Regions from separate parts of the Mus musculus genome. Here all the other regions are linked to region 3. Evidence: chromatin loops called from intact Hi-C (ENCODE). Cell type or tissue: left cerebral cortex. All regions are shown on one strand.

Region 1 (8,000 bases), 630 kb after region 3:
TAAAAATGTACACAATGTGCCCCATAAGTGTACTTCCGAACTTAGCATCTAGGTGTTTCTCACACCTTTCTCCCATAAGGGAGACTGAGGAACATGGTTGTCTCTAGGGATAGAAAAGCAAAGGTAAAAGAGGAACCTGGAGCCTCATACACACAGTGAAGTACCAAAACCTTAGTGCTGTGTGCTAGCTGGGTGCAGGAGTAACTGAAAGAGCTTCAGGAGGCCAAAGCTGGAGCACTGTGAGCCATGAACACATATATATATACATATATATATACACACACACTTATATATATATATATACACACACATATATACACACACATATATATGTTCACATATATGTTTATATATATATATGGAGTCATACTGGATGGTAATTCAAAGTTGAAAATAGATGTTCTTTGTTCTCACTCCTAGGGATAAAGTATACAGCAAGTGAACATATGATAGAGAAGAGATAAATTTCTAATGAAGAATCCAAATAATATGGGCAATGCTGACCCTGAAGGAGGGTTACATACCACTCCCATCTTCAAGTGTGTACATTACAGAAAATGAGAATATTATGGTTTGGATAGGAAATGTCCCCCACAAGCACGTATGTTGGAGCCTTAGTGTCCAGTTGGAGGCCATAACTGAGAGTTGATTAGCTCATGTGTTCGTAGCCAAACGGGCTATTAGGGGTGGTGAAGCCAGGTGGGAGAGTGGGAGCCACTGGAGCAATGCTTTTGAAGGGTGTGTCTTGTTCCTGCTTGCCCTGTATCCTCTCCTTTTCCCTCTTTTTCTGGCTGCAATAGCATAAGCAACCTTCTCCTCCTTCCACCACAAGGCTATGCATCATCACAGCCCACAGCAATGGGACCAGCCCACCCCAGGGTGTAGTCTCCAAAACTGTGAGCCGAAATGAATCCTTTCTCCAATTGAGATCATGTGATCAAGTCTCCCCGCCCCAGAAGCAGCGAGAAAAAAGGGCCGTAATGCTTTTGAGTCTAGCCTCCATTGCCCACCATTCCCAGCTGAGCAGGAAAGGATCATGACACAGAATGTGTTTTAAAAGTTTTTTTTACACATATGTGTGTTTGTCTGTATGACATGTGTGGGCTGGTGTCCCTAGAAGCCAGAAGAGACTGTCAAGTCCCCTGGATCTGCAGATCCAGGCAGTTATGAGCTACCTGATCTGGATGCTGGAAACCCAGCTCAGGTCCCCTGGAAGAGACCAGATCAGCCTCCAAACTGCCAAAGCCATCAAAAGCAAGGAAAGTTTGAGAAATGTCAGAGCTGGGAACAGGCGAAGGATGTATGACAATTTAATGCAACATGGTCTCCTCATGAGATCTGAGTAAACCACAGACTTCACTTAAAACCAGATGTCAACATCATCTTAATCAACTGTGATAAATATATGGCATGAATGTAAGAGACTGTCTTCACATTTCTTCTTAACCTTTAAATTGTTCTATAATAATAAGTTTATTTAGAAAAATACATTAAAAACTGCTTTGTGGAGGGAGAGTATATGTGATATATGTGTGTGTGTGTGTGTGTTATATGTATGTGGCATATATATATATATATATATATGCATGTGTGTTGTGTGTATATGTGTGTGGCATGTGTACATGTGTATATGTATATGTTTGTGGTGTGTGTGTATATGTGTATATGGTGTACATGGTCCCCTGGGTAGAAGTGCATGCTGCACAAGCTTGGAGACCTGATTTAGAATCCCAGATCTCAGGCAAAAGACCAATGTGACAGTGTACATCTGTAATCTCCATATGCCAGCATGATGGTCAGCAGGAAGTGTGCAGATCAGCTGGGCTGGAGAATAGAGTGCAGTGTCAGAAATAAGACAGACCCTGGATCAGATACAAGGTAGAAGGGGAGAACCAACTCCTGAAAGGCTGTCTTCCAATGTCCACATACATGCTATGGCACACATATGCCTACAAACACATATACGCATACCACACACATATATACACACACACCATATATACATATACACACTCATATACATATAGACATGTACACATGCCACATACTTATATGACATGCACATATACACCACACAATACAGCACACATACATATACATATATACATGTATACCACACACATACACACAACACACATACATACACACATACTACACACACATATATACACACAACACACACCTATACACACACACATAAACACATATTACATGCACCCTCAAAATTACTTCAATGCTTTATGGAGTATGGAGCATAATTCTTATCATATATCAACTCATTATCAAGATATCAATACAATTTCTATTGATCTTGGAACCGTTTATATCTGACAAACGGAAATAGTAAGTTAATAAGTTGTTAGTGAAGAAAGTGCAAGGAGAAAGGGTTGGGTTCCAGGCCTCAAGCAACCAGTCTTCAGCTATGCAAATCTTACCATCCTCCACCCCAACCCCACTCACACTGGCTGCACGTCCTGGTCTCTAACAAAGACCATGAGATGTGCAGGCTTTGAACTTAAGCTAGATAGTGCTTGTATCCTGGTTAGTTAGCACCAGCATGGCCCAAGGAATCAGCTCACCTCTATCAGCTGCAAGCTTTTTCCTTGGAACTACAGCAGGGGTTCTCAACCTGTGGGTCACGACCCCTCTGGGGATCAAATGACCTTTCTTCAAGGATCGCATAGCGTGTATTCTGCATATCAGATATTTACATTATGCTTCATAACTGTAGCAAAAGCAGTTGTGTAGTAGCAAGGAAAAAAATTGATTTTGAGAGTCACCCCAACATGAGGAACTTTGTTAAAGGGTTTCGGCACTAGGAAGGTTACACAAAAGGATATGTCTCCCCTCGGAATAGTTGATGAATGAAATGAGATGTTATATATGATATACAGACTGCTTAGCACAGTGGCAGCCATGTAGGAACTCTCTGCTGTGGTAGCTCTTAGCACTAAAAATGAACGAAACTTTGCCAGACACAGCTGAAAAAGCAAAGCATAAAATATGCCCATAAGTCCATGCTGATGTCAATAATACTGCACATAAACAGGTGACGAGAGTGGATAAATCCATCCAGAGGAGCTCCAGATAAGCCAGGTGGTGCCCCTTCAAGGACAGCACAACTCTATTTCTTCCTGTGATCTGTACATAGTGACTCTCTCCCAAACAGTATAAAATATAGGTCGGTGGAGAAGCCTGCCAAGAGTTTCTCAGCGAAGCGATCAAGGTTAGAAGTCAAAACTGTTATGTCATGCAGATAAGTCAGAAAGAATAGCCCTTTGTTCTTTGATGATCTGTGCTCCAAATCCCAGAATGCTGTGCAAGTCAGGCAAATGCAAACCGAACGCTAGTGTGTGAAGTATCCAATCGAAGTCACCAAGATCGGCAGGAACACAGAGGAGCTGAGAAAATGTTACAGTTTGCCTGGGGCCAAAGGAAAAGCACAGCAAGGCAGTGTGCTGCGGTCAGCTGGACGGGCATTCGCTTTCAAAGGCCAAACAGATAGAGGCGTTTAGTTAGTATTACCTTATCAGGACTGGCTCGTTACTGGTGCTGACCGTGCTATAAGATAGCAACAGGACAGACTGGGAGTCCACAGGAACACTCTGAACTATCTTTATCACTTCTTTTTAGAAAGACTAAAACTATTCTTATTAATTATTAAACAACAAGTTTAGCTAAATGCCTCATGGATAGGATGCACCGTTACAGTAACTACAGTATAACTCGTTAAAACAACCAGACTGGTGCCAATGTGAGCACATAGGTTTAGATTTGCCTTAAAGACTCGGGTTTTTTAGCCAACGGTTTACTGAGATAACTTCGCCCCCTAGTGGCATAATGCTCCATCTACATTTTGTGACTAAACTTCCCATAGACTTCCTTTAAAAAAAAAATTTTTTTTTTCAATATATACTCGGAACCTGTGGTCTGCTGGGACCACACTGCAGTTTGTTCTATGCAGGAACCTTATTTTCATGAGTGGTTTCTAAAGAAGCCAGACTAGGCACACGTCTATGCACAAAAGGGATTTTGGCAGTGAGGTACCCTGGCTCCACAGAACAATTTGACAATGTCAGCAAACTTGACGTTGATTGTGTATCTGTCTTTTAAAAAAAATTTCTACCTCTTGAAATTTCCATAAAATATGGGAACAGAAAAGGTGTGTCCTATGACATTTGTGTTTTCTTCTCCTTCATGATTTACAGAAAACTTTATTGGTTTCTGTATGCATACCCACATAGATATGACCTTATATATTTAAAGGGTCAATCTTGTGAAAATGGGAGGAGACTACATTTAATGTTTAGACTTATGTAGATGCTACTTTCTGTACAATATTAGCTCAAGACCTGAAACAGGGATACTTTTTTCCAGAGTTGACAGCACAACTACAGTTTCCAAAACTTCAAGTAGTATGCATATGTATACATTTATATAAAAGACCATCCAGGCTGGAGAGATGGCTCAGGGGTTAAGAGCACGGACTGCTCTTCCAGGCATCCTGAGTTCAATTCCCAGCATCCACATGTTGGCTTACAACTGTCTATAACAGAATCTGAGGCCTTCTTCTGCTGTGTCTGAAGACAGAGACAGTGTACTCATGTACATAAAATAAATAAAATCTTTTTTAAAAGACCAGCCATAGCAGCATACTATCCATCAATAGCAGAAACAACCTTCCTAGGTTCTTCAGTAATTTGAACAACATTGAGGACGACACACCAGTAAAAAGTTTAAAAAGAAAAAAGGGACAAACCAACAAAATCCCAGAAAACAGTGAAGCTCTGTTGCTGTTGCAGTACCAGGCGCTGTTGTTTAGTTATCTTCTCAGCCATCATCTGGAAGGGAAGCATCCTGATGAGTTACATCACTAAAAGCAGCTGTGAGAGAGCATGGTCGCTGCCACATACCACACATTCACTCTTTTATGGTCACAGATATAGCATACAGGACTGTCCCTCCCTCGTCAGTCGTGCTAGAGGATATAATTTAAAAGGCTTCATTTGAGACTTTTACATCAGAGGGCCCAAAGGAAGACATAACAGCTCTATAAAGAAACGGGACAGTGAAACGGCTCAGTGGGCAAATGTGCTTGTCTCAAATCCTACTGACCTGAGATCAGGGTTGCTCTACACCCACACACTTACTGGGCTGTGCATGCACATGCATGTACATACACATGGGCATGCACACACACCCATGCTCACATGATACATGTGCACACACATCAACAATTATTTTTTAAAGAAAAAATACACTCTAGGATTTTCTGTCACTTTTAGGTTTTCTAAAATTAAGTGGAAAATGTTTAAAGGTCTGAGATCCATACCAAAGTTAGCACAGTAGAGACCAGGAACAACAGGTCCCATATTCTAAAAGAATTAACTTCAGGGGCTGTAGAGATGGCTTAAGAGCTGAGAGCACTTCCTGCTCTTCCAAAGGACCAGAGTCCAGTTCCCAGTACCCATGGCCTATGGCTCACAATCACCTGTAACTCTACCTGTGGGTGAATCTGATGCCCTCTCGTGACCTCTGCCAGCATCTACACTTATGTGCACACCCACCCAGACACACATACGTACACAAAACTAAAAATAAATATGTCTTTTGAAATAAAGAAAAATCAGAGAAATGGAGAGAGGGGGGAAGAGGGGAGAGAGAGAGAGAGAGAGAGAGAGAGAGAGAGAGAGAGAGAGAGAGAGAAAGCGCCTCAATAACTAGTAAACATTTCTGAATTGTGGGTGAGTGTTTTCACAATTGGTAATAGTATCAGCAGCCCCTCATCAAATGTAGATGACCACCTGAGGGTCTGGAATAAAGCAAAGAGAGAGAAGAAAGGCAAATTTTCTTCTACTGAACCCTCTCCCCCTCCCTCTCCCCCTTCCCCTTCCCCTCCCTCTCCCCCTCCCCCTTCCCCTCTCCCTCCTTCCCTCACTCCTTCTCTCCCCTTTAACCAACCTCCCATCTTCCTCCTGCCTTAAGACAACAGAACTTGGAGCTCTGCACCAGCCCCGTTTTCCAGGTTTTCAGGCAGCAGCATTAACAACATTGTCCTCTCCTGTTCTAGTGGTTTGATACGTAACCTTAACAGCACCCCTGGCTCCCTGGGGTCTCCAGCTCAAGTGGCTCATTGTGATTCCTCCTCTTCCAGAGTCTAGTGAGGCAGTTACCCTAATACACCCTCTCTCATTAATCTTGATACTTTTATATTATGTCTGAGTGACTTTGCTTTTCTGGACAATCAGGCTAGTAAAGAAAGTGACATAAAAGCAGAGTTCAAGATGTTTTAGGAACAGGTCAACATCGGTTAAGAACTGATGAACATGATAAGGCTAACAGAAATTCTGATGGGGATATACATCCAAAAGGAATGACTTATTTTTTAGGGAATTGTAGCAATTCTTTTATCCTTAGTATAGCTGGTGCTTAGAGAGATTGGGGCAAGCAGTCTCACCAAATATCTTTTTTTTTAACGTGATCAGTCTTACTTGTAGTTACAGTAGCTGTATAAGACTGATTAGTAGAAATGAGACATACGTTAAATAGGTTATTTCTATCTTACCTCTTAAAAAGCATACCAGCCAGTCCTCTATGATTACAAAAGTATTCTTGGAAGCCATGCGTTTCAGAGGGTATATGTAGCTAGGAGCAATGGTGTCCCTGTCTCCTGCCTTTTTAAGATTCCCATCGTGTATCAGAATAATGAGGAAATACCCTTGTCTTAGGATTAAGACCCTAAGATCTGAGAAGGGTTTCTTGGCTATAACAGCATATCCCATCTGTTTCAATTATTACAGTCATGAGGTCTATACCATATGCCAGGTGGCACCCACATATATTAAATCATCACATAATGAGATCTATTAGTAAATATTATAATTTCACAGTAGTATAATAATATAGAAATATAGACCTAAAATTATACCCGTGATACTAGATCCATTCAGTATTTATTCCTTTGTTCTTTCTGTCCAAATCTCAGCGTTCCCAAAAAGAAATAAAATGTGAGCCAGGTGTGGAAGAAATCCAAGAACTAAGGGTTCTAGTTTGTTGAACATACACATATAAAGACCTGTTTATTTTAGAATTTCTGGAAGGACTTGACTGCACAGCTCAGCGGTGGAAGCTGTTACTTAGCACATCCACTCTTCCAGGTTCGTTCTTCAGCACTGCAAACAACAACAACAACAAGATCAATACCCTCTCCTACACGTATAAGCATGTAGATGAGCCACTGGAGAAATACTCATTTTTCCTTTTCTAGATGCAAATACCATAGATACTTAGGTTTCAGAACTGGGAGCTGGCACAACACTCTTGAGGTGGTGGTGGCCCTCCACTGTTCATCCTGACCCCTCCTACCATCAAAACCTTCATGACCAAGAGCATGAGGGAGCAAGAAAGGCTTCGAGAGTGCAAGATAATGAGTATCAAGCACAGTGGTTCTCAGCCTTCCCAATGCTGCCACCCTTTGATACAGTTCCTCATGTTGTGATGACCCTCAGCCATAAAATCATTTCATTGCTACTTCATAACAGTAATGTTGCTACTGTTATGAGTCATAACGTAAACATCTAATATGCAGGATGTCTGATGTGCATCCCACAAGATGAAAAGGATTGATAGAATAGAAGGGTGGCAAACATTACACAGGAAGAGCTACGGTGGGCAAGTGAGCTTCCTAGAGACGGCGCATCATTTTGTGCAGTGGTGATGGTCCTACCCTGGAAAGGCACAGCCCCGGGACTTCATCCCAGGATGGCTTCTTGCTGCTGCTATGCCTTCTCATGTTTGTCATTGATGAATTCTTCATATATCTGACACTGTGTGATTGGGCTTGGAGAGACCCTCACTGCCTATAGCCTGGTGTCCTGGGTGACTCCTGCCCATTCTGTTGGGCAAGTTTCCTGAAGACCATACTGAAGATGAACTTTCATGAGACAATTCTATCTAGATGAATTAAGGATTTTATAGAATCCCTGACTTGATTTAAATAG
Region 2 (8,000 bases), 290 kb after region 3:
TGATAGTGACTTTGATTCCAGGTGAGTTCTGCAGTATAGTTTTCCTATAACTTCCATGGCTATTGTTCATATGTTTGGCAGAGTCTCAGACCCGTACTCTCCATGTGCTGTGAGAGTGGAGATACTCTGGCAGTTCAGATGGGTGTGGTGTTTTACAGCAGAGGGCATGGGGTCCTCAGTGTAGGGTTACTCCTATCCGTTCCATGTTTCCATCCAACTATTCTGTTACTGGCAAGGACCTCTACTTGTGGTGGCTAGGACTGGGGCCTACTGTACCATTTATGGTGGCCAGGACTCTTGTAGTGGGACCCACTGCACTCCTATGGGGGTAATTTTGCCCAGTCCTAGTGACATTAAATTCAGAATGGACCGTGCGGCAGCCAGACAGCAGTAAGAATTCCAGTTTTTCTCTTTACTGCTTCAATGACTGTTCCTGCCAGCGAGTGGGTCCGGGGTCAGAGATGAGTACACTTCTCTCAGCAGGTTCTGTTTGACTGTGTATAGCTGAGGTAGGAGCTGGCCTCATGGAGTTACCCAGAGCCCTCCTAGAAAGCCCCCTGTATGTCTGATAATTATGGAGGCCTGCTCCATACCTTATTCATAACAGGCTCCTGAATACAGGTCTTGGGGAAAGGCCTGTGGGAACCATGTGTCAGTCCTGACACTGGCCCTAGTCCACATGTGGTTAACTATATTCTGGGTCTCATGGAGCAAGTGTGTTGGTCTCCTGGTATTCAGAGGCAATACTTCCAATCTCCTAGCACCAAACCCTTACAGAGCAGGACATCCTGCATATTAGGCACAGTTACCCTGTTGTGCCTTGGTTGGTTCAAAAGTCAGCTGTCTGCCGAGCTGATGCTAGGGTGTGTTTGTGTAATACAAGAGATTGGGTATGCAGGGATTTTTGATCTCAAGATGGGTGCTTGTCACCATACCCTGAACCTTCCCTGGGAAGGAACCCTTTTCTAAAGCCAGACTTTGCATAATTCTACTCTACTATGCAGAGTTTAGGTTACTAATCTAAATGGGCTGTGAGCTGACTATCCAGTAGCTAGGATTGTCACCATCCACATGGATGATGCTTGCTGGAACTCTCCCTTTCGGCTCACTCCTCCTAAAGGAAGACTGGTTCCTTTCTATTGTAGAGCTGGGGTGGCAGATGCTGGGGTATTTTGCTTCTCTAGCTATGGTCCCAGGTCTCTGAATTTTACTGGGCTACGGTCTCTGTTGGGAGGATCGCCAGTGCTTTCTCTTCTCCGTCGGCCTCTAACACAGCTCTGCGCAGATCACTCTGCTTGTTCTTTGTAGAAGAGAAGTGAATACCGGGCACTTCCTTTTATTCTATTTATTTTTAAAGATTTATTTTATGCTCATTTGTATTTTGTCTTTGTGATGGTGTTGGGCCCCTTGGTACTGGAGTTCCAGACAGTTGTAACTGCCATGGGGTACTGGGAATTGAACCCTGGTCCTCTGGAAGAGGACTCTTAACCGCTGATGCAACTCTGTGCAGCCCCCTTAGTTTTTTAAAATAAAAAAAAAAACTCTTACTTTTAGAAAGAGTTACTAATTTACTTGTTAAAAAAAGTGTGCCTCTGTGCATGTACCCATGTGAGTTTGTGTGCCTGTAGAGACCAAAGAGGCAAAGATGCTCTGGAACTGGACTTCCAGAGAGCTGCCTGATGTATGTTCAGAGAACCAAACCCAGGTCCTTTGCAAGAGCATTAAGTGCTCTTCACCACCGAGCTATTGCACCCTCCTTGTGTGTGTTGAGCACATCTATTCAGCTATCTTGAACATTGAGAGAGTGCTGGTACTTGTTGCCATTCTCCCACTGAAGGTCGGCTGAATTATTTGAAACTATTAGGAATAAAGTCATATTTTTGAGAGTAAATATAAGTACTCTGCCAACTCAATACTAAGGCTTTTTTCCCTATTTTACCCATATTCATGTGTGTTTGTGTGTGTACATGTATGTGTGTGTTTCTTTGTGTGTATGTATGTATATGTGTGAAGGCATTGTGTATGTATGTGTGTGTATGTATGTGTGTATCTCTGTCTGTCTGTCTCTGTCTCTGTCTGTCTGTCTGTCTCTCTCTCTCTCCCTCCCTCTCATGTCTACTAGTGATATTTGGATATTTTCCCACTGGAGATACTAAATTACTCTAGCTCCAATTGCTGAAAATCTGTTGTGAGATGACATATGACTCTTATTTGCTGAAATTATTTTTGGAGCTCACTTTTCTTTATCCTAAGAAACAAGGGCTTTGCACTAGGACTTGATGGCTGTTATTTAAGCTATACTTCTAGATGCTCTGGGATTCCAGAAGCCACAGTTAGGAAAGGGTTAGCCCTTTTGGAGCAATTTGCTAGGATACATAAAAGGTCAGCGTGAGAAGCCACACTTCCCCTTACATGTTAACATGGAGGTCTCGCTTAGGCTCTGGGAGTTATTGTCCAGGCATGCTTATCATCCTACCATTTGTTAAAATAAACCATACTAGGCTTTATGTGGCTAATTCACCTACACTTTGTGGGTCATGTTTCAGACTACATGCCAGAGACTGAAGTGTGTTACTTATTGAATCTTTACAGTGAGACCACCCATTCCATAAAGTCATACATCTTGTCTCAAAGGCACAGCAGGGACCAAATCACACATACAACATGGTCCAATCTAAAGATTTATAGAAAACAATACTATCTTATTATCCACTTGAATAGTTTTTTTCAAGGTATTCAGAGATTATTTTTCAAGATATTCATAACAGCTTGTAATTTACAAGAAATGCTTTCAATAGCTTTCTGAGATAAACAACTCAACCTACATTATTATGCCTGTCTTAACTGTTGTTGCTTGGTTTTCTGTTAGTGAACAAAATGTGAACATCCATATAAAGGAAGACTCTAACATATTTAGGAAGATGGGTAGACTTAATGTGTTTATATAATTGGTTTGTAGTTATTTTTCAACAGATGGACAGCTTACATTTGGCTGCGTTTCTGTGACAGTGTGATGAATGAAGATTTTTGACAGACAGCATGCAAATATTCAGGGAAACACCCTTCCAGTATTAATACTTGGTTTTTAAGAAAGACTTCTATAGTACCAAGAAAGTAAGGAAAACTGTATCCCCATGTCTTTAGCCTATGCTATTATGTGAGTGAGTCGGAAGTTTCTAGCATTTGTATTTCAATGATGGGGAGTCTATAGAGTTGCAAGACAGCACGATGGTAAGGAACATCATTGTCAACTAGAGACTCAGCATGTGTACAGTCCTTATTCTTCCTCTGATTGAGGAGATGCATGTGACTCCCTCTTGCTGACTTACTCTATTTCTGTGACTACACAGAAAGTGCAACCTCTGCAAGACCAGCTGTCAGAAGCATATGTGCTTTCTAAAGGGTGTTGATTGAGAAGGAGAAAAATGTTGCCACCTTGGAAATTCCAGGTCACATTCACCAATGCAGTGAGCTTCCCCATCTTGCACCTTGTCTGCTTCACTGTTTCTGGAATCACAGTAAGGGATGGGGTGGGGCTGGTTGTCATGGTTACGGGGACAAAAGACATCAGAGATGTAGCAGGTGGAAGCCAGAGTCTTAAACATGCTGCAGTACAGAGCGCATTCTGAACTTGGAAGAAATGTTCCAGAGCCCGCATTGCACCTGAATGTCTGGCTTGATATCCATCTGGCTTGTAGCCTGTCTTTCCTTAAAATAAAGTGGCAGAGTGAGTTTTATGGTACAAGATATTTTTTACATGTTTTACTGTTCACAGTGTTCAGCATCCACCCACACTTATGTTTCTTGGTTGTACTGCACATCACACAGTCTCAAAGAATTCTGATCTTAGACTCTGGATCCCTGACTACTTCCCACTATGGAAGCAAGTGTGGGCTGATACTTTTTGTTATTTTGTTTTAGAACATTTGCATAGTAAGATAATCATACATTTGCTTTCCCTGTATTTCTCCTCCCTGTTCTAAACAAGGAATATTTTGAAACTTAATTATTACTGAAAATTTGTACAGAAGGAAGTTCTACAAACAAATTCTAGATTTAAAGAACAGGCTTTGTAAGCACCATTGTAAAGAAATTTGCAGGAGCTTCCCCTCCTACCCTTACTGCTAACACACACACACACATACATACACACACACACACACAGAGAGAGAGAGAGCACTGTGAGTCTGAGTTGTTACCAGAGGTCATCTCGGTAATTTCTTTGTCCCTCTGATAATGTGGAACCAACCCTTGCTCAGCTTCTCATCCTGTGAATTGGAACAGCAAGCTCATCTTTATGCCTGTCCTTACAGATGGCGGTAAATGATTGCTTCAGTCTGACCTATCCTCACAACCCACACCCAGGAGACTTGATTGAAGTGTTCCGTCCTTGCTATCAGCACTGGGCACTGTACTTGGGTGATGGCTACGTGATCAACATTGCACCTATAGGTAAGATTTGTTTCCAGGGGCCCCCTGGGAGATTTTAACTTGTTTTGTATTTAGTAGCAATCACAGATAAGATCATAAAGTAGATAAAATACAGAAACTAAATCCTACTAATTTAGAAAATGATATTCAAAGACCAAAGCGTCATTTAAAAGATTCCACAGACATTAAAATTAAAATCTCTAAAAAATTCCTAATGATGACTTGAGGGAGGCATTGGCCCCAAACATGACTAGACTCTGTGTCCTTATGTCTCACACATGTGGGTGATTTTACTTAATTCAGCAGCTACTCGTAGGTTGTGTAGTATGTGATGAATGCCTCTCTGGGTGTTGCGGCTGCCCAGCTATATAGATATCTACACAATGGTACTTATACTTTCACAGACAGTGGGAGAAAAGAAGAACAAATTATTAGACGTGCTAGGAAGGATGTAGAAAATCCAACTGAGGAAGGTGGCTGGTGAAGCCCTGGATCTAGGAAGAAAGGAGTGGGCAAAGGGGTTGAGGGGTGTGTTACAGTTAGGAGAGTTCTGCAAGGAAGCAGCATCAGAAGATGAGAGAAAACTAGTTCCATTGTCCCTGGGAAACTCGTGCCTCAGAGGAGAGGCAGCAAAAGCTAAGAACACAAGCCTCGAAGTGGGAAGCTAAAAACAGTTGACAAAAGAAGAGAACAGATATTTCAACTTTATATCCACCGTTATAGATTGAGACACGGACTGATCTCTCACCCATCTCTTTAGCAAAGGATAGAATGATAGTGTGCAGTGTGGGCAGAGACAGGGGAACTGGGTACAAGGATATGGTTGGTGGAAATAGAAACTGATAATGCCATTCACAAAACCACTTTCACAGTATGTGTTAAGTGTTTTCAAAGATTTCTTATACTCTGCATCTAATTTTACTTCCAGGAGTCTGGGGAAACATTTAAAAATGTAGACAAATTTCATGTCTAATGAAATTTAAGAAAACGAGACAATGGCTTAATTTTCAACAGGGGGCTGGTTAAGCACTTTATGACTTAGCAAGTAGGTATGAGGTATCTGTGTCTGTTAGAATCCTTGAGTTGTATATCACAGAAATAAAGCTAACACTAGCTTAAGCAAACAATCAAAAAGACAGGTCCATGACTTACATCAGAAAGGCTTGAGCTGGCCTTGGACAGCCTCAGGGTTAGGAATGTCATCACATCAGGACCTTCAGACTCACATGTGTCTTCCTTCTCCTGCCTGTTGCTGTCATTCTTTGACTGTGGAAAGAAACAGAGACAGCTCACAAGCTGAGGCACCATTCTTACAGTTCAGTGACTCAACAGGAAAGAGCTAATCTGCTCTCTCTGTGTTGGAGTTTAGAAATCATGGAGAATGACTCTAAATTGGCCCGTTGTGAGCCACAACTCCATTTCTGAAGAATAAGATGTAATACAGTGATTGGCTCTGGCAGGCAGTTTGAGGAAGAAATAGGCAATGGTGGAACTATAATAAGATAAAGCAACTATAATAGCAATTTTAAAAGCACACTTTTAGACATGTTTAACTATTTGGGAGATGGTCTTAATGTAATATTTTAAAATGTCTAAAGTGCAATATGTGACATAAAACTTCACTTAAAAGAAGTGTGACATATATCAATGTATACAACATCTGTTCCTGTGTACTTCCAGTGTCTATAATATAAACTGATGAATGTTGCTGCTCTGTTGAAGAGACTGAGATAGAAGAGGAATGGAAAACGATTTTGATTTAAGTCAAAACTGAAAGAGAAACTTACATGGCAGTTTATGTAGAGTTCCTTCCTCCTAGGAGTTACAGGAATATGATATGCATAGAAGGTAGGCACATGTGGAGAGAGAGCAGGTCCCAGAATATGCCAAGCCACAAGGAGTCATGGTACTGGCATCATGGGCCCAGATACAAAGGGTCCTGGCCATCTAGGCTGTGATTATCAGTAGAGGTATCTCAGGCGAAGAGACTGAAGGATTCTTCAGGCAGGGAAAACATAGAATGGGGCACTATCTGTGTTCTGCCTACTGAAGTTAGCTTCAGGTTTGTGACATTAGTTTGCTGGCCAGAGGAAATGACAGAAAGAAGACAGGATCTTCCAGCAGGAAATGTGGGCTTCCGTTAAAGCCCAGGGAAGAGCAAGTGTATGAAGAAGGAAGAAGTACAGAGAGGTGGTAGAATCAGAACACAGCACTCCTAACCCCTAAGATATCCATTTGGAAGAGTTCAGATGCTAAGAAGGAACAGGCACAATAGAATAATTGGTCAATAATCTTAATCCTACTTTGTTAGAAATGTATGCAAAAAAAAATCTCTCATAATACCAATCATTAAAGGCCTTACTTCCCAAGAACAGGCAGAGAATTCCATGCAACTTGTATTTTTTCTCATATGTAATTGAGAACACAGTGTGTGGTTGAGATCAAGCACTTTTAGTTTACTGCCTAAGGAGAAGAGAGTAATTGAAGTTCCCCCAGCATCTCTAGCATTCATTCCTAGATGGCATTGGTACTCTGTGGACCAGATCGCTAAGCCCCACCAACCAACGTTCTCATTACAGATGGCATTCGCTCATCATTTACAAGTGCTAAGTCCGTGTTCAGCACAAAGGCCTTGGTGAAAATGCAGCTTTTGAAGGATGTTGTGGGAAATGACACATACAGAATAAATAACAAGTACGACACAACATACCCTCCTCTTCCTGTGGAGGAGGTGATACAACGGTCAGAGTTCGCTATTGGGCAGGAAGTAGCCTATGACTTGCTGGTCAACAACTGTGAGCATTTTGTAACCTTGCTGCGCTATGGAGAAGGAGTGTCAGAGCAGGTGAGTTTTCTTTTAAAGGTTCAATAAGTTTCTCACACTGAGAAAATCCTATCTGTCATGATAAAGGTCCTACACTTCAACCAAAATGCAAAGAACAAGAAAAGTTGGAAACACCAAAGGGCAGAGAAGGAGGCTATTAAAAATATAGTAAGTTAGAGATCAAACAGACTAAGACTTGGACGTCTTGAAATCTGGGCTGGAAGGGGACGTGTGGTAGCATCAAATCCATAGCTTCCTGTCAGTCTTACTGACCCCACTAGTCACAGTTTTCATTACTCCCCCATTCAGCAACCTCAAAACAACCACGCCATGTGCAGAAAATAATGGAGCAAAAAAGGAAGACAAATGGGTTAATTAGTAGATTCTTTCCCAGTAGGGAATAGCGGCCAACCAATGGCATGCCTTGAAGGGTTGGTAAATGTTTCCTATTTCTTTACAATGTGACTTTTTAATGAAATGTTGTGATATTTAATTCACTGGGCTTCTAAATGACTTTTCATGTGTGGGCTGACTTCGGTGTATCTGATTCTTGTGATAGTGCAATCTTGTAGATCTCCAGTACTATTTTGTAGTGTTATAGTGGATTCCCAATAAAGTGAATATTTACCTGACTTGCCTTTACCTTGCCTGTCTTCAGGCCCGGGTGGCTCCATCTCTATGGACTTAACCCAAAGATTATTAAGGCAATGTAAGAGAAAAAACTTGTTAGAAGGAGAGGCTCTGT
Region 3 (8,000 bases):
ACAAAACAGAGCTACACGATGCCCTTCTCTTGGGTTACACAAAAGACTTCAGATCCCAAAACAATCAAACACAGGAAGTAGGCACAGTTATTAAACCCCCTTGGTGTGTTCTTACATAGAAACTGAGACTCAACTTCCAAAAATGCCTCGCCCAAAATCACACAGCAAGTCTCTAGAAGCCCTGATGGGGAAGCTAGATCCCTAACTCAGGCGAGTGGAAGAGAATATGGCCTTTGCTGAAATCAGAGGCTGTGCACTGGCCTGACTTTAGATCTACGTTGCCAACTTGTCGTAGTAAACTTGGGCAAATTTCTGGTGTTTTCCACTCACTGGGCTCCTCAGCACGGATCTAGTCTCCAAAGATAGCCAGGAAGACACTCACTGCGCTTGGGAACAGGTCTAGTAGACAGATAATGAACAGCCTCAGGCTTTAAGGCAGACAGACAGAAGTGCTGAACGCCCAGTTTGGAGATCTCTAGGGATTCTCAATCGATACATCTGAAATGGGACCAGAAAGTCTGAGTTTTTCTAAAGTTCCCCAGGAGAATTGAAAGGGCTTAGCATTCAATGACAAGTTCTCAGTTTGACAAGAGGGACTCTAATAGGCTGTGAGAATACAAAAGAGGCTTAGCCTAATCGGGAGCCGTGCAGTGTCCAATGATGCCACTAGAACCACAGGACCCAGGACCCACAGCAGCTCCCAAAACTCGCCTCGGGAGGATGGAGGACTCGCTGCTGAGAACCAACTGAACTTTGCGCACATGTGCACACACACACACAATTTAGAGGGGCCCTACTGCCCTAAACGTACGATGCTTCCAGAAAGAAAGCAAATCGGAAACCATCTTAGAATTTATAAGGGAATAGCACGTTAGTGGATACAACGTTAAACCAAGCAGAGGGGGCTGATATGGCGACATCGACAGTAAATGCTGCTGCGTGAACTGGCATCCACAGATCAGAAAGTCACCACTTCCAAATGACCTCCCTCCTCAGGAGGTGTAAAGATCGCCTGGAAATGCGGTAGGTCCCAGAGCACTCAGAAGCACTTTGAAGGGTGAGGAGCACTCAACTCAGAAGAACTCTGAAGGGGACACATGGTGCTTATTGGGTTGGTTGGGGACAGCCAGGAAACCTGTTCTTAGAGTAAATATCCAATGCAGGGGTTGAGAGAGGAATGGGGTCAAAATAGACCCATGTGAAGTTCTCAAAGTTTCTGCTCCCTGTTTTACTCTCAGATTCCTGCAGAGGCTAACAGGACGTGCTGGGTGGGAGGAAAAAGAAAACTGTACCGAAAGGAACAGACAGCAACCAAAGGGCAAAGAGAAATCACCCCCGCTTGTGCAGGCATAGCAGGCCAGTAAGAGCAATATTCCCCAGGATGTAGGTCCTTCCAGTGTCTGAGCAAAGAGTGAGGGAAGCAAAAGGGATGCAGGCGCTTGCACTGAAAACACCCGAGTCTAACGGAGCAGCCAACAGGCGGCTCGCTGATCAAAACTCAGCTCTAAGTGATCCTGAGAAGAACCTGTCCTCTTGGCACCTCTCAGTGGTCCATCTCCAGGACGGCATCTGCTTTATATAGTTGGATGGGACACATCCTTAAGATTGTCAGATTACAGGAGATGGCAGATTTAGGCAATGGAGCTAACATCATAGCAAGCACACACTATAAGCTTAACATACACAAACTGAATGTTGGAATTAGCCAGGCTCCCTTCAGCCACAGCCCATATCCTCCAGGCTACTGCAAACTGAACTACATACTTCTTTCCGGAGTGAAGCTGTGCTAGTCGTTTCAGATGAAATTCACTGTGTTCTCTAATACAGTACCTTTCTTCAATAAATAATAAAATTTTTCTTCCTCTCCAGTTAGATTCCAGATATCATGCTGAAAGGATGCATTATTCTTGTCTATGTATAAAAGATGTTCTTTAAAAACTAATACCACACAGCCAGCAAGGGGCAGAGTGGGGCTGGAACTAGTGTGTGTGACAGTCACTGTGATTTTTTTTTTCCCAATCAAGAATTCAAATAGGTGATCTTGCCATGGAATAAAACACTTGAGCTCCGAGTGCTTGCTTCAGCAATCACTGCAGAGGCTGCCTGCGTTACGTGAAGACTCTCAGCTCGAAACAGAAGCAAAAACCCTGAAACAAGTGCTTTCTCAAAACAAAGCTCTCTCTTGCCCGAATCCCGTGCTTTTTACGATGAATGCACTCAAGTAGGAGAGGAGCGTGTCTGAGTCACTATGATTTATTACCCACTCGTTTTGGTCTCTTTATCCCACTACCTCTCAGCATCTTCGCCTATGGGGTGGGAATGAAGCCCCTGCTCAGAAAGACCCCATGGAGCTCCTGCCCTGAGAAAGTGGTCAGCAACTGACAGCTGCTCTCGTGACCAGGCCACGGCACCAAACCCTGGTCTGTTGGTGACTACACATCTCTTCCTGCCTTTTTCACCTCCTGCACACTCTCTCTTCCACGTGTGCTCCACAGAAAGACCACGGACTCTTCCATCCGACTTCACTAGGGAAGGAAGGTAACAAAAGATCCAGCAGAGAGAGTATGCAAATATCAAATATTATTAAAACATGAATGAACTCTGATGATTTCTATGAATTTTGATAAACGGCGTTCATTATGGACTTCCAGCCTCTCGACACACTCCGAGGTCTCTCAGATATTAACTAGATAATAACAGCCATCGTTCTCCTGAAAGAACAAGGTGTAGAGAAACTGAAGTGATGCTTGGCCTCCAAAGGCACTGGAATCACAGCACAAACAGAACCCAGAGTCTTCCATGACCCTCAATGGGCTCAGCCTTAGCCTGTGCAGGTCCTGCTTACACAGGTTAGTGGGTATCCTACTGCTGGGGGGGGGGGGGCTACTGAGTGCACTGGCTGCTTCCTTCACTCATTGCAGAGCCTCCCCCCCCCAAAAAAGAAGACTAGATAAAATGAAAAGATGGGAAGCTACAAGGGCCTCGTTCCAAGCTAACAACCTTGTAGCACAGATAGGGTCCTCTGACCATCAACCCTGGCCCCCAACTGCCTGTGCCTGGAAGAAGCATTATGCACATTTCCATTAAAGAGGATTGGACAAACGCCTTTGCCATCTCATCCTGACTGAGAGGATAACGGTTTTTTTTTTTTTTGTTTGTTTTTTTTAACTGCTTAAAATCCTCAGGTGCAGTTCAGACAAGAGACAGAACAAAGCCAAGAGGACTACCCCCAACAGCTCCCTAAACCGAGGGCCTGATGCCACCCAAGTGACACCACCTTAACAAGCTTGGGGGTGGGGTCATCAAGACACCCTATCTGCATATTCATGAAAGACTCCAGACCACAGCAAGTGAAAGTGTACAAAAAAAAAAAAAAAAAGAGATTTTGTTTCTCAAGCCAAGCGAGAATCTGCTTTAGAGAGAAGTAAATCCACATGGAGACCCTGGCTGTCGCTAAACCTTCGCTGGCCTAGAAAAGCCAGCACCTCATTAAAGGAAACCAAGGGATTCGAAAATGAATGCAGTACCACACACAGGCAAGCTCATTTCGCCATCTGCCCGGTAGTACCCAGAGGGGCAAAGGGCTTAGATGCTACTCTTGAAGTCTCTCTCCGGCAGGTGGAAATGCCAAAGTCCCAGGGGAGGGAAAGCAACCCTTCCAAGGTCAAAGGACTGAGAAGGGAGGGAAGCAAATCTTGTTTACCTGTCGGCAGTGCCACTGGTGACACTAAACACACGCATAAATTAAGTGCCCTGGAATAATTTACCTTTTGTATGTGACTTAAGACCTGACTAATTCACTGTATCGGATGAAGGGACCGTGCACAAGTCCCCATTGAGCCAGGCATTTAAACTTACTCTCCCCATCACCTCCCATGACTCTCCTCACCACTATCTCTACACACAGACAAGGGGGTGGGGGTGGGGGGCTAATATACCATAATGGCAGGCAGTGGTTAGCTATGCCAAAGAGAAAGACCATGGTTAAGCAACTTAAATAACTGCCTTGAGCTTTCTGTGTGCGCGCCTAACCCCACCCCCAACACCCGTCTTTCTGACAATCACTGGTTTGGTTCTAAGATATGGAGGGCTTTGTAAGGGCTTTTACACTCCTTTCTGAAAGCTGACTCCCACCACATCGTGAATTAAAATAATAATTCAATTAAACAGTCAAACATCCAAATATGGATCTTTCAACCACATTCCCCACCTAGAATACCTAGAATATACGTGTGGAGTGAGCAGGAGAAAGAAAACATACTCCCGCGTTTAACACGGCCCATCCAACTTGCTTAATTCTTCAGAGGACCAGTGGACCACATTCAATCGGTATCACTTCGACTTGAGCTAAGAGAGGCAAGAAAAGGTATCTGGAGGGAATAAGGTAGGAAGAAACAACAGTGCAATCTCGTTAGATCCCAAGAGAATGCAAAGACTCTGTCCTGTAGTTAAAAGGCCTTTGTCAATCACAATTACCACTATCTGAAAAATTGACTGTGGAAACCTTTGGAGAGCAAGGCTCCTCCAGTCCAGCCCTGCTGAATGTAAACCACGGGGCCACCACTGCTGCATGACAGCGCTACACACTCGAGGCTCCCAGCAGCGGATGCTCATTCTACAACTCAGAAGCAATAATCCCACCGCAGGACGCCAGGGATAGGGTTGGATCCCCGGAACCCATTATTTTTCTTCATCTTTCCAGACCCGTCGGTGAAGAGCTGGGGGATACGGTGGGAGAAATTTTTCTAACCCAGGGCTGCCCAGAGTGGGAAACTTGAGCACCTCTTAGCCATCAGTAGGACAATACACAAAGACGAGGGGGACAGCGCTCCTCCGCGGCCAGAGCTCTGAGCTTGGTCGTGTTCAAGCAAGGAATTAGGAATTCCAGCTCAGCAACAACCCGGAGAAGCACCGGAAATGCTTCCGACCCCTTCAAAGGGAAGTCGATTTGCAAATCAAAGTTGGAGGCAACTCCGGGCGCCCGGACTACTTCCGCGGGTTACTCTGGAACACCCAACAAGTTTGGCCACCCGGGGCTCGGCGTGACAGCGCCGCGCCGCAACCACGACAGAAGCAACTTGTCGCTCCAGCACGGGTCGGCCTCCACCACGGCCGCCCGGGGTTGCAGGAGAGCCGGTGTCAGCCGGCCGGAGCCGCTTGGGGACTCCCCAAGCCGGGAGGCGTCTCCCGCCGCCGCCTCACCTGCCCGCCAGCCCCGCGGCCGAGGAACCAACAAAAGAGCGGGCGATCGGGAAGGAGAGGGGCACCCCGCGCCGAGCGCAGCAGGCAGGAGCGGAGGGGGCAGCTGAGCTGGCGGTGGAGAGGAAAGGGGACCTCACGGAACCAGGGGTGACACCCCGGGCAAACGCCAGAGCGGGGACCATAGCTTCCACCCGCTCCATCACACCCGCGCACACACGCATACTCACACATCCTCCCCGTTCTCCTTACCCAGCATGGAAAAGATGAAATCCTTGGCAGTGTGGATCTCCAGCGCTCTCTGGTCGTCGTATTCCCGCTGGTCGTGCCTGGTGAATTCCTGGATGAGTTTGTTCAGTTCCTCCACCCGAGCTCCAGACCTGAAATCCAGCTCCGGGAAGGCAGGCTTGTTGTTGCAGCCCAGGGAGGCTGCCTTGCTGGCGGTGGGAGCCGCCATCTTCATGCAAAACGCGCCGAGCGGCGGCTCCGCGGCGGCCGCGGCACCCACCCCCGCCCCCCACCCCGCCCCGGCCTCCCGGCGCGGCTGGGCAGCCCGGCCCGTGGGCGGGCTGGCTTCTGGACGGGCCCCGCGCCGCGCTGCGCTCGGGGCGGCCGCGCTCCTTCGCGGGAGGAGCCCGACTGCGGCGAGGTGCGCGTGTGGCCCCGGCCCCCGGTCCTCCCGCCCCCGCCCGCTGCGCCGCTGCGGGCCCCTGCCCTCCTCGAGTCCTGCCGGGATCGGTGGCGGCGTCCGGGAGTGGACTCGAGCCTCCCCGGGGGCAAGGAAAGTGAAGTGGAAACAATGTGAAATTCACCAGCGCTGAAATCAACAAGCTGCCGGCTCCGGTGTTACGGAGCCAGCAGCAGCAGCATTCCCATTTAAAGGGACAGCGCACCCGGTGGGAAGAAAATAAATAAATAAATGGCAGAGGTTCGCGCGCCCGGATCACTTGCCAGTCCGTACTCGGGCTGACGCGCGTGGTGTGGACGCTTTCTTTCTCCACCTCCACCCCCGCCCCTCTTTAGGGGCAGGGCTTGCCAAGCGCATCCAAGGAGAAAGGAGTCTTCCTACTCTGATCTTAGGGCGGTGTCCCGGGCGAAAACGTGTCTGTGGGCGCCTTTCCAATGTCCATCCCGAGAACTTTAGTACCTTTGCTTGGTGGAAAAATATAAAATGTACCTTCTGTCCTTTGTCGCCTAGAATGATAAAATCAGCGAATCAAGAAGGGGTGCCAGTCATGCCGCGTATAGATACTTCCAATTAACCACTCAAGTATCCTCCTTACCTTTGCCCTTGGTAATTAGTTTGCCTGGGTAACAGCTCATTCAACTTAACATATAGTGCCTTAATGAGAGCCAACCTGCTCTCAGACAGATAGGAATCCAAATGCGGAATGTGGGGGAAGGAAAACAATGAATTGCCCCAGGGTACAAGGAAGATGGGAGTGGGAGAGGGAGTCTCCCTTTTGGCAAATAGAATTTGAGCACTCGCTATTAGCCAGACCGGAATGACTGGGATGAGTCCTGGGACTTAGCCCTCACCCTCACCCATGTCCCCACTGGAACTAGGGTTTTCAAGACAAGACTGCTGTAGTCCAAGTCTAGTTTATCAAGACCAAATGGCAGATGTGGTTTTAATGTTCATGTGATTCACACACTTAAGGAGGCCTATGGACCCCTAGGAACAATGGTGAACTGTCCTCTATCCCAGCCTGTGGTCCTATCGGCCCCTTTAATTTTCTTACCTGAGTTCTCATCACTGAAAACTCACATTACCTTGTAAGACCTGGACATCCAGGCCCTGCCATACTTACCCATGTGAATAGGATAACCATTACATCTTCATAGGCTGCTTTAAGAATTAGGTGAGATAAGACTGGACGGACACCATTTATTATAAAGAATGACACGTTAAGTAGCATGTTAAGTAGCCATTAGCTGTATCAGCTTCCACTGTTGATACAAACTTTAGGGTCCTGGGGTGAGTGTGTGTGTGTGTGTGTGTGTGTGTGTCCCTGCATTTACATACACTGCATTGTTGCCTGGTGCCTGCAGAGGTCACAACAGGGCATCAGTTCTCCTGAAACTAACGTTCCAGACAAATGTGAGCTGCCCTATGGATGCTGCGAGCTGAACACAGGGCCTCTACTACAAGAACAGGTGCTCTTAATTGCTAAGCCATCTCTCCAGCCCCTCCCACAGGATCTTTACAAAACACAGATTTGTAAAGATCCTCCCCTGGAATTTCCCTGCCTCTTCTTTCTGTTCTGTAAGCCCAACCAAGGCCAACCTCATCCTTTCTTGCTCTGATAGCTACTCCAGGCCAGGCACAACCTTTGCCCCCACAGCTGAGTAGCAACCCTGTTGCACTCTTAACAGAAGCTTGCATGTGACACCTATGACTCCAGCTTGCCTTCTCATTGTTATTGCAAGTCCCACATTGTGAGTTAACTGGCATGCATCATATTCTGTGCCTGATCCCCAGCCCTACATACATGCAAACTCGGGACACAGACAGAGTCTATATAAAATAGTCAAAACACTTTCCTCTCTTAATTTCCAAAACCGGCAGTAAGACGTTGCTCCTTCCTTTTTGCTGCCTTTTCTTAAGATAGTTGCATCATAGAAAGTCATCGGGTTTCTAGCAGAAATCACTCTCAAATGTGAACTAGGTCTGAACTTGGTGGTTTAGAATGAATGAGATCATCATTGTGGACACTTCTTGCTGGTCAGTCAGATTAGAATTCCAGGAATAATAGACCTCCACTGAACCTATTTATATTGAGAATGTTACTGAATGGGAA

Evidence for each region. A loop is a pair of places that touch in the nucleus more often than their neighbours do. Peaks named below come from ENCODE experiments on the same cell type or tissue, not always from the same donor. Only the 100,000 strongest peaks of a DNase experiment are listed, where the experiment ranks them.
Region 1: it touches region 3 in a loop (2.6-fold over the local background); 9 of 42 quality-filtered maps call a loop at or near these places.
Region 2: it touches region 3 in a loop (5-fold over the local background); 4 of 42 quality-filtered maps call a loop at or near these places.

What each region holds. Positions count from the first base shown.
Region 1 is chr16:29,557,220-29,565,219 of GRCm38, forward strand. No RefSeq gene overlaps it. Among named protein-coding and RNA genes, the nearest start is that of Opa1, 18 kb to the right of the region's middle. In left cerebral cortex, a CTCF peak has its summit at 3,838 (motif pointing left); DNase peaks (open chromatin) are centred at 3,380 and 3,807; H3K4me3 peaks cover 434 bases.
Region 2 is chr16:29,213,299-29,221,298 of GRCm38, forward strand. Plaat1 (phospholipase A and acyltransferase 1) reads left to right here. Exons shown (of 4, transcript NM_001357092.1): 2 at 4,314-4,452; 3 at 7,011-7,276. The coding sequence starts at 4,314. Among named protein-coding and RNA genes, the nearest start is that of Plaat1, 7.2 kb to the left of the region's middle. In left cerebral cortex, no CTCF peak of the experiment used is centred here; DNase peaks (open chromatin) are centred at 3,635, 4,254, 5,008 and 5,746; H3K27ac peaks cover 723 bases.
Region 3 is chr16:28,924,002-28,932,001 of GRCm38, forward strand. It overlaps Mb21d2 (Mab-21 domain containing 2), which reads right to left and starts at 5,697. Exons shown (of 2, transcript NM_177718.3): 1 at 5,452-5,697. The coding sequence starts at 5,662. In left cerebral cortex, CTCF peaks have their summits at 1,980, 4,581 and 4,805; DNase peaks (open chromatin) are centred at 1,962, 4,087, 4,603, 4,907 and 2 more places; H3K4me3 peaks cover 3,311 bases; H3K27ac peaks cover 2,152 bases.